Linked DNA regions of Homo sapiens: region 2 is linked to region 1. Evidence: read pairs that join two places in POLR2A ChIA-PET (ENCODE). Cell type or tissue: OCI-LY7. All regions are shown on one strand.

Evidence for each region. Peaks named below come from ENCODE experiments on the same cell type or tissue, not always from the same donor. Only the 100,000 strongest peaks of a DNase experiment are listed, where the experiment ranks them.
Region 2: POLR2A ChIA-PET joins it to region 1 with 7 read pairs; 1 of 35 experiments calls an interaction of 5 or more read pairs at or near these places.

Annotation. Positions count from the first base shown.
Region 1 is chr9:174,206-179,205 of GRCh38, forward strand. It overlaps ZNG1A (Zn regulated GTPase metalloprotein activator 1A), which reads right to left and starts at 4,851. Exons shown (of 15, transcript NM_018491.5): 1 at 4,611-4,851; 2 at 1,493-1,579. The coding sequence starts at 4,764. In OCI-LY7, no CTCF peak of the experiment used is centred here; a DNase peak (open chromatin) is centred at 4,983; H3K4me3 peaks cover 1,072 bases.
Region 2 is chr9:755,060-760,059 of GRCh38, forward strand. All of the region lies in intron 1 of LOC124902109 (a long non-coding RNA gene), which reads right to left. Among named protein-coding and RNA genes, the nearest start is that of KANK1-AS1, 72 kb to the left of the region's middle. In OCI-LY7, a CTCF peak has its summit at 2,673 (motif pointing left); a DNase peak (open chromatin) is centred at 2,662.

The DNA of each region.
Region 1 (5,000 bases):
CTTAAGAAAGAATAAACTACATTTGAAATGCTTGTTATCTATAAGAATTATTTTAAATGTTTTACTTTTCCTCTAATAAAGAAATATACCAAACAGTGAAGTTCTAAAAGCCCACTAAGCAAATGAGCTCCCATAAAATCGAGTAGTTTTACACTTACATATTTTTTATATTTCAGCTAGGTATTAATAAAGAGCTTCTAAAGAGGTTGCTACAGAATTTGGACTATATACAGAACATTAATGAAACATGAAGAAAAGTATTGAGAATGCTGTGAAAAATAAAATTGCAAAAATGATCCAGGAAAAAATAAAGAAAATAGTAAGAATAAATGTAATCAGTGTGCAATAGGTTATTTAATAAGATGATGAAAAAAACAGTCTGTTATTAGAAATCTCAGGATTTTTGCCTAAAAAGCACTTTTCTCTTTCGTTTATTAAAACCAGAAATCGAATATAACTGGCTTCCCATCCTGTTCATAAAACCTAGCTCTTTTACTTTTTACAACTGAAAAAAAATAGTACATTTTAAAAGAAATCGTTTAATAGATATTGTTTTTTGGCTAGAAGTAAGCTTTGATTACAATTCATACTTATGAAGAAAAACTTCTATAAAGATAACAGAAGTATTGTGTCTAGAGCTATTTTTTTGACTACAGTTTAATATTTCAGTTGAGAAGTTAAGCACACTTATTTTCACAGATAACTTAAAATACATGAGGATAAAGACCATATGTTTACCTTTATTTTTAAAATATTGAGTTTTAACTGCATTGCAGATAATAAACATTAAACAAAGTTAACTAATAACAGAAGCATTTTCAAGTATTTTTCATGAGTTGCAATAGAGTCCATACAAAAGTGCTTTCCTAATTCCTAAAAAAAACATTTTTTCGCCAGGCATGGTGCCTCATGCCTGTAATCCCAGCAACTTTGGGAGGCCGAGGCGGGTGGATCACAAGGCCAGGAGCTCAAGACCATCCTGGCCAACATGGCGAAACCCTGTCTCTACTAAAAATACAAAAATTATCTGGGCATGGTGGCGCACGCCTGTAGTCCCAGCTACTCAGGAGGCTGAGGCAGGAGAATCACTTTAACCCAGGAGACAGAGGTGGCAGTGAGCTGAGATTGCACCACTGCACTCCAGCCTGGCGACAGAGAGAGACTCCATCTCAAAAAAAATAAAATAAAATAAAAAATAAACGTTTTTTCATATGTCTAGATTTTTACTTCTGGAGTCATTTATTTCATGTAAAAATGTAGTTTAATTCTGTTAATAAGAATTCCAAAGTTATACAAAATAAAATTTTATTAAAACTAATTTCAGTATCTCAACCCATATAAATCTTAACAGAAATTAATCCAACTTTTCTAAAGCTATCCACATCAATACAATACCTTGCATTTTCATTTTTAAATATGGAATATCAATTCACCAGAGGAATAAACAGTCACACAAAATCTTGCAACATGACATTTATTGAACTTTACTTACCTTCCCCAAATTCATTTAAAATGACCGCTACTCTTTTACTATGTTGCTCTGTCAAAATATAGTTCAGAAGTGTTGTCTTCCCAGCACCTATAAAACATATTTTTTGTAAATAAAAAAATTCAAAATAATTTTAAAGATACAAAAAACATATAAAGAATCCTAACGTTTTTGAGAATTTGCGTGCTATTTTTCATATATTATTTTAGCATAGAATATCCTAGAGGATAAGATTAAAGCATCCTTCGAAACCTGTTGCAAAATACTTTATGTAGACATAAAATTTTATAAATATTTACAAACACTCCTACAAGTTGAAACAGCTTCTTCAACCTAGCCTAACCTTCCCTAAAATTTACACACAATCTTTTATTTATAATGACCTTTTATTTCAACATTAACAAGACGCAACTTCAGGCTGACTATATGGCTACTTATAGTATGCTTTAAACAATCTATAAAAGTTTTTATGAAATGGGGAATAGAGCCAGGTAGTGTCAACAATGGACAGAATGTTCAGTAAGATAAATTCATAAAGCTATACCAACTTTATCCAGCAGGTGGCATATAAAACCCAATATGTCAATCTCCAGTAGAAAAAAAATAGTCTTGTGAACCGTACACACTAAAATTCATAGAGGAAAAAAAGAAAATCCTAACTGCATAGTATTGTAGTTCAATTGTATGACTATATCATTTCTTTATCTTTTTTTTTTGTTGGACATTTGGTTTGTTTCCAGTGTTTTACTATTACAGTGCTGCTAAAAACTTTTACATGTAGGCTATACATGTCTTCTGAAATACATTAAGTTTTCTAGTATATAACTAGATCTTCCTATAACTAGGAAGATTTTACGGAGTATTAGGGTATTAATATCTTTTAGGTCATATTCCTTTCAAAGCTTTTTAACAGATGAAGGCTTATATTTAGAGTACTTTAGGAAGCTCAACATCACAAAAATATGAAGTATAGAATGGAAGAGAGAGACTTAGGGCAATGAGGAAAATCTTAAAACCAGTCCAAGCCTGAGACAGAGGCCCTGAACATGAGTGTTTCACAGGGCAGTGATGTGAAAACTGAAAGGAAAGGGTGAATGTAAGAAATCTTCTAAGAGAAGATTTACTAGGGCTTTTTAACCATATTATGAAAAAAAAAAACACTTTAAGACATAGCTCATTCATTCGAAGGTTTCTAATACGTTACAAATTTATGCTGGGCCTTGGTGAAAAAGTGAACAAGATAGTCTCTGCCTTCATAGAGCTTAGAAATATCAAGGGAAGGGGGGAATGGAGGGGAATTCAGTGAATAAGGAGGCAATTATGTCACAGGGTGACATATTCAATAGGAGATGCACAAATTGCTATGGAGAACCTAAGAGGGACATCTAGCCAGAGGAGTCACAGTAAAAAAGTACCTATTCCAAGGGGCTAAAACACTTGGCACCTTTGAAGTAACATTAGTTCATTGTGCGGGGCCAATTTGGCAGGCTGGAAAGGTTGGCAAGATCCAGATCCTACAGGTCCTTGTAATTCATGTTAAGGAATTTGGATTTTAACCCATAGGGATGCCACTGAAAGGTGTGACGCAGTCGGATTGACATTTATAAAGATCATTAAGGCTAACATGCAACGAATAAATTAAAGGGCAGCAAGACTCCAGATTAGTCAGGAGGCTTTTAGAGTATTCCAAATGGTTGGGATCACAGAAGCAGGATTTGGGGGGATGGTAACAGACGAAGTTTCAGACATGTTAAGTTTTAAGTTGTAGGACATCAAAATAGAAATTACACAGGTGTGTAGCTAAAGATGGACAAAGGGGGAAGGAGGAGGGAGCCTTAAAAAGAAGCCAGAGAAGCAGGTGGAAAAATCAGAAGAAAAATGTAGTAGAAGCCAAAAGAACAGCGTTTCAAAAAGGGAAAATGGTCAGGGATAGGAGTGAAACTATCCCTAGATTCAGCAACAAGGTTGCTGGTATTAATTCTCACTCCTGAGCTTCAGATCATTTTCTCCAGTGATCTACTGACCTACCAGTGAGCAATACGGGAAAGGCCCGAGCGGCACGTTTGAAATACATTGTTTTGGACAAGAAATTTGTTCATCTTCTCAGCAGAGCAGCCTCTGAATAACTGTGGGGAAACGCCAAAAATAAATTCCTTTATAAAATTACTTCCGAGCAAAAAACGGGAATAAACTTACAGTCTACAAAGTTTTTAAAAAAAACAAAAGCAGTTATTTCTTATTTTTACATAAAAGGTCACGAAGTGGCCCAAGTCTGTACCTGTCTCTAGCAACAACTAGGAATATTATTTCCCGGAAACAGTATTTTATTTATATTTCTTAACTTTTTCCAAACTTCTAATACAGCCATATATTTGTTCTAGCCCTTCTATTTAACTGTAAGGTTTAAAAATATATTTCTCAAACTTTTCCAGTAAGAAACTTCTAGTGTAAGTGCATAAACCGCCCTTCACGAAACTACCAAGTTCACAAACTTGTGGTTTCGAGTATCCCTGTACACTCTAAACGTTCTTAGTTTGAGAAATAGTCTTGGAGGACAGAGATTTTATTCTTACTTCCTACGCAGTGGTTTACAAACAGACCTCAAAAAAAAAGTGTTTAAGATAGGAGCGCTCCCTGCCAGCTGGCTGGAGGACTCTGGCTCGTGGGGAAGGGGAATCTACTGACGAAAGCCCCACGTGTCGGGCATTTTACAGACGGGACATCCTTTAATGGCAACAGGTAGGTGGTTCCGGCCCTGTTTCACAGGTGACAGGTATTTCTCCATTTTCAGGTGAGGTAGATGAGCGTCAGGAAGGTAAGATAACTTGGTAAGAGGTCACAGAGACAATTAGGGGGGCGTGTCTTAGCGTCAAAGCCTTGCTTCAAAGGCTAACTTTCCATCTCACTTGAGAAATGGGAATCTAACGCAGAGGGGGCCGGGCATCATTAACTCCCAAGATGAGAGGCAACCCATACGAGAAGCAAGTGACCCAGCCCCGACCTCGAAGACATTTGCTCTTGATCATGAGGCCCCAATGCCTCAGGAGAAGAGGCACCGGCAGCCCGCAAAATCCCATGACACCAGAGGTCACGCCATTTTGTGACTGGGATGGTTAGTTACCTAAATACCCGGTGATAATTGTGACTGGGATCTTGGCGCCGAGGCCAGACTTTTCCTCCTCCTCGCTTTGCGTCGTCTCAATGGGAACCAATTCAGGACAATCCTCCTCCGCAGGATCCTCCTCCTCATCCGCAGATCCAACAGCCGGTAACATTCCGGCCTACAGCACGTCCCTACCTCAGCTGAACCGCTGGGACCAACACGCCGTACCGCAGCCGCGCACGCCCAGCACGCCACTCCCGGCCTGCCCGGGGCCTGACGTCATCACATCGCGACGCTCGCTGATCCCGCCCGGATTACCTGGGCTCTGGACGAGAAGCGCCTCGCCCCTTAGCCACACCCCCCGGGGAGGTGGGCTCTCCCCGACGACAGCTGGACACGCCCCTGGGC
Region 2 (5,000 bases), 580 kb after region 1:
AGGAGGCATACTTCTAATAACCTACTTAAATACCTGTGGGGAAGGGTGGAGCTAGGAACTCTGGTCCACCCTTGAGATTGATGTCTGCAGAGCCTTTTCTGTGGTGGAGCCCTTTTGTAAGTTCTCAGCCACACCATTATCACTACCTTGAGTGCTGCCATCAAGAAGCCACCAACCAGAGCCGTCATCTGCTAAGTGTCCAGTGACTGTGAATGTAAAAGCGGAAGGTAGAAAATGGTAGCTTGTTGGAAAATATGGGGGTCGTAACCCAAAAACAGCTGTAAGAGAAGAGAGCTATCATAAAAGTCTTGAGAGCTAGTTTTTTGGGGGTTGTTTTTTAAAGCGGAGTCTCACTCTGTCACCAGGCTGGAGTGCAGTGATACGATCTCAGCTCACTCCAACCTCTGCCTCCTGGGTTCAAGTGATTCTCCTGCTTCAGCCTCCTGAGTAGCTGGGATTACAGACATGTGCCACCATACCTGGCTCATTTTTGTATTTTTAGTAGAGACGGGGTTTCAACATGTTGGCCAGGCTGGTCTCGAACTCCTGGCCTGAAGTGATCCACCCGCCTCGGCCTCCCAAAGCGCTGAGATTACAGGCGTGACCATCACACACAGCCTTGGGAGCTAGTTTCAAGCGGTATTTTTGACGAGTACCGGGGTGAAGCACCAGTAAGGGAAGAATTCCATCTCCAGCCTGTTCCCACTGAGGAGACTGTACCATAAAGCACTAGGGAAATCTGACCTCCACAGCCTTTGGCTTCCAACTGAGGATCAAAGCAAGGACAGGCATGAGTCATAGTAGAGTCCCCTTAAACCCTTAGCTGGTGAGCGTTATTTCACCACAAGCCATGGCTATTTCCTGTGGCCAACAGGAAAAGGCTGCATAGTCATTTCTGAATTCCTGTGGAAGAACTACTCTGAGGCAGTCTTATCAAGCAAGTCTAGCTCTGTCTCTGGGCAGTGACCTGAAGGCATCTCTTCCTTAACTTTGACAGCTGATCCCAGACTAACTTGTCACATAGGAGTTGGACATTGGTTGTGCCATACTAACCCCAGGAGGAGGAAGTGGAGGAACTGACTGAGAGGAGAGGTTACCACTTGCTAATGAAGTTAAGGGAATCCTCATTGCGCAAGGACGTTTCAGCTCTTCTGCCTGCTCTGAAGGTGGAACATGCTGTGGTCATCACTTTGGTCAAACATGAACAACAGCCTTATAGGAGAGCAGGTGGAGCTAATGGGGGAACAAAGATGAAAATCATGTTCAACACTTTTGGAAGCACTGAACATGATGGGGTTAATGAGCCAGTGGTCTGATCCTCCTTCTGCTCATGGAGGGAGGCTGAAATGCCTGACAACCTCTGGCTTCTCCCTGCAAAAACAGAAGAGATCCTGGAGCTAAGATAGGTGACTTTTTTTTTTTTTTTTTTTTTTTTTTTTTTTTTTTTTTTTTTTTGGAGAAGGAGTCCCACTCTGTCGCCCAGAAGACTGGAGTGCAGTGGCGAGATCTCCACTCCCTGCAACCTCCGACTCCCAGGTTTAAGCGATTCTCTTGCCTCAGCCTTCCAAGTAGCTGGGATTACAGGCACCCACCACCACTCCCAGCTAATTTTTTTTTTGTATTTTTAGTAGAGAGGGATTTTTGCCATGTTGGCCAGGCTGGTTTCAAACTCCTGACCTCAGGTGATCCACCCGCCTCAGCCTCCCAAAGTGCTGGGATTACAGGCATGAGCCACCGCACCCGGCCAACATAGGTGACTTGTCACACCTGCTTCAGAGAGAGCCCAGGGCAGGCAAGGCAGTCCCCATTGGAGCTGACTTCCAACCCCATGCATGGCTGCTTCTCTGTGCTGCTTCCCTGCTGAGCTTCAACTCCCTTCTAGGGATGCCATTTTCCTGACAACCAAAATGGCAGGCAGAACCAGCCTCATTTGCTGAGGTTGAGAGGAGGGCGCCTGACACACAGTAGGGTTCAGAACCTGTCCAGTGAGGTGAATTTTGCAGGTTGTTCGTGGCAAATCTTTTTCTTTTTTTTTGAGAGGGAGTCTCACTCCATCACCAGGCTGGAGTGCAGTGGTGCGATCTTGGCTCACTGCACGCTACGCCTCCCGAGTTCAAGCAATTCTCCTGCCTCAGCCTCCCAAGTAGTTGGGATTACAGGCGCACACCACCACACCTGGCTAATTTTTTGTATTTTTAGTAGAGACAGGGTCTCACTATGTTGGCCAGACTGGTCTCCAACTCCTGACCTCGTGATCTGCCTGCCTCGGCCTCCCAAAGTGCTAGGATTACAGGCGTGAGCCATCGTGCCCGTTCATGGCAAGTCTTAAGGCTGTCAGTAACACATCTGAAGGGGGCCGTTATGCCAACAGGAAAGAGACATGTTCTGTGCTTCTCCAGGAGGAAGAGGGTCCAAAGTGCTGAGCCAAAAATCCAACAACTAGCACACATTTAAATGGGCTCCCCCAGGCGGGAATGAGGCAGGGAAGGTTTCTTCAAATAAACAGACACTCGTTCAACTCAACTCCAAATGGGCACCGCCCGCCCCCTGTGAAAGGCCTTGGTAAGGAGTGCGAGAGGTTAGCTGAGAAGGGTCCCAGCCAGCACAGAGGCTACTACTACCTGCAACCCCACCAGTTCCCTTCACTCCTCAGCCTGACCTATCAGCTCTCCCTAGTGGCCAGTGGGAGACATATCCAAGCATGAGCCAGTCTCCCAACAACGTTTAATTTTATTTATTTATTTATTTTGAGACAGAGTCTCCCTCTGTCACCCAGGGTGGAGTGCAGTGGAACGATTTCAGCTCATTGCAACCTCTACCTCCCAGGTTCAAGCGATTCTCCTGCCTCTGCCTCCCAAGTAGCTGGGATCACAGGCAGGCACTACCACATTGGCTAATTTTCTATTTTTAGTAGAGACCGGGTTTCACACCATGTTGGCCAGGCAGGTCTCGAACTCCTGACCTCAGGTGATCCACCTGCCTCAGCCTTCCAAAGTGCTGAGATTACAGGCATGAGCCACCGTGCCTGGCCAACAATGTTTTTAAAACAGGACATAATGGGTTACAAAATTAATGTAACTACAAGCATTTTTAAAAGTTGAATAAATCTGAAATCTTGATTGTATCAGATATATTGATGGTAACATCATTTCATGAAGCTTTGTGTGTGTGTGTGTGTGTGTGTGTTTGTGTATCATCTCAGTCACAAAATAAGATGTGTTTGGGGTTTTTTGGTTTCTCCTTAAGACAGGGACTCACTATCACGCAGGCTGGAGTGCAGTTGTGCAATCACGGCTCACTGCAGCCTCAACCTCCTGGGCTCAAGCGATCCTCCCACTTAAGCCTTCCCAAGTGGCTGGGACCACAGGCGCACTCTACCACACTAGGCTAATGTTGAGGCAGGATCTCACTATGTTGCCCAGGCTAGTCACTTTTTTGTCTGGTAGCCTCATGGTCTAGAAAAGTTTCAACGTTTATAGCAAGTAACTTTTTCTTTCAACATCAGCCTACTTCACTCTTCTTTTTAATTATGTTCGAATTTTTTATTGTAGTAAAACATACATAATATGAAGTTTGCCATCTTTACTATTTTAAGTGTATAATTCAGTGACATGAATTGTATTTACAATATTTTGTAACTAGCACCACTATCCAGATCCAAAACTTTTTCATCACCCATAAAAGAAACTCCATAACCATTAAGCAAAACTGTCCATATCCCCTCCCTCAACCCCGGTAGCTTCAGTTCCACTTCCTGTCTCTATGCCTTTGCCTATTCTAGATAGCTCACATAGGGGAATCATGCAACCGTTGTCCTTTTGTGTCTGATTTATTTCTCTTAGCATAATGTCCTCAAGGTTCATCCATGTTGTAGCACATGTCAGAACTTAATTCCTTTTCATAGCTGAATAGTAGTGCACTGTATGTATATTCTGCCTTTTGTTTATGCATTCATTTGTTATCACCACCTCATCTTATTTTATTTGAGACAAGGTCTTACTCTGTCACCCAGGCTGGAGTGCAGTGGCGCAATCATGGCTCACTGCAGCCTGGACTTCTCGGGCTCAGGTGATCCTCCCACCTAAAGCCTCGCAGGTAGCTGGCATTGCAGGTGCGCACTGCCACGCCTGGCGAATTTTTTGTAGAGATGGGGTTTCACCATGTTGCCCAGGTTGGTCTCAAATGATCCTCCTGTCTCGGCCTCCCTAAGTGCTAGGATTACAGGCATGAGCCACCACACCCAGCTACCACCTCATTTTAAAATAAAGTGAAGCTCAGACTGGCTTCACTACTTAGCGGGAAGGCTGATCAGAAAGAGCAGGCCTCCTGCCTTCTAAGCCAAGACTTTTGCCACTACTCCAAGCTACTGACAAGCCTGCTTTGCCTTGACACCCTTTATTTCATATTCTGTTCCAATTCCAAGTCGTGAAAAATAACAAACCCTTAGCACTTAACCACACAGCAGGCGCTGTTCTGAGTGGTTTGCTCACGTTCCCTTATTTTCTCCTTTCCAGAAACCTATAAAGTAGTTGAACACCATTACTATCCCCTTTTTATAGATGAAGCAACATAAACATCGAGAGGTTAAGTAACTTGTCCGAGATCACACAGCTATTAGTGAGAAAGCCAGGCAGACCTGCACCAAGTCCCTGCACTGAATCACTTCGCCACACTGCCACTCTTGCAGAGAGAAAAGCATTCTTCACCAAAACAACACCGTATTTCTAGTGGTAAGAGACTCAAATTCCAGACAAGAAATCAAATACGGTGTCCTGTAACAGATTAACTTAGGAAGACAAATGTATTCCAAAGGCAAGACTGCAAGTTATACCTGCCTTTACACAAACATCGACGGTCCCAAAATTCTGCATGGGGCTTGTGAGACAGTCTCTTCCTCTGACTATGACAATCTAGGAACAACAGGACAAAAAACAATTCTTCAGGCCCAGAACTGGTTCCCTGACACATTCTAGACCCTGCTTAAGGACACAGAAGTCTGA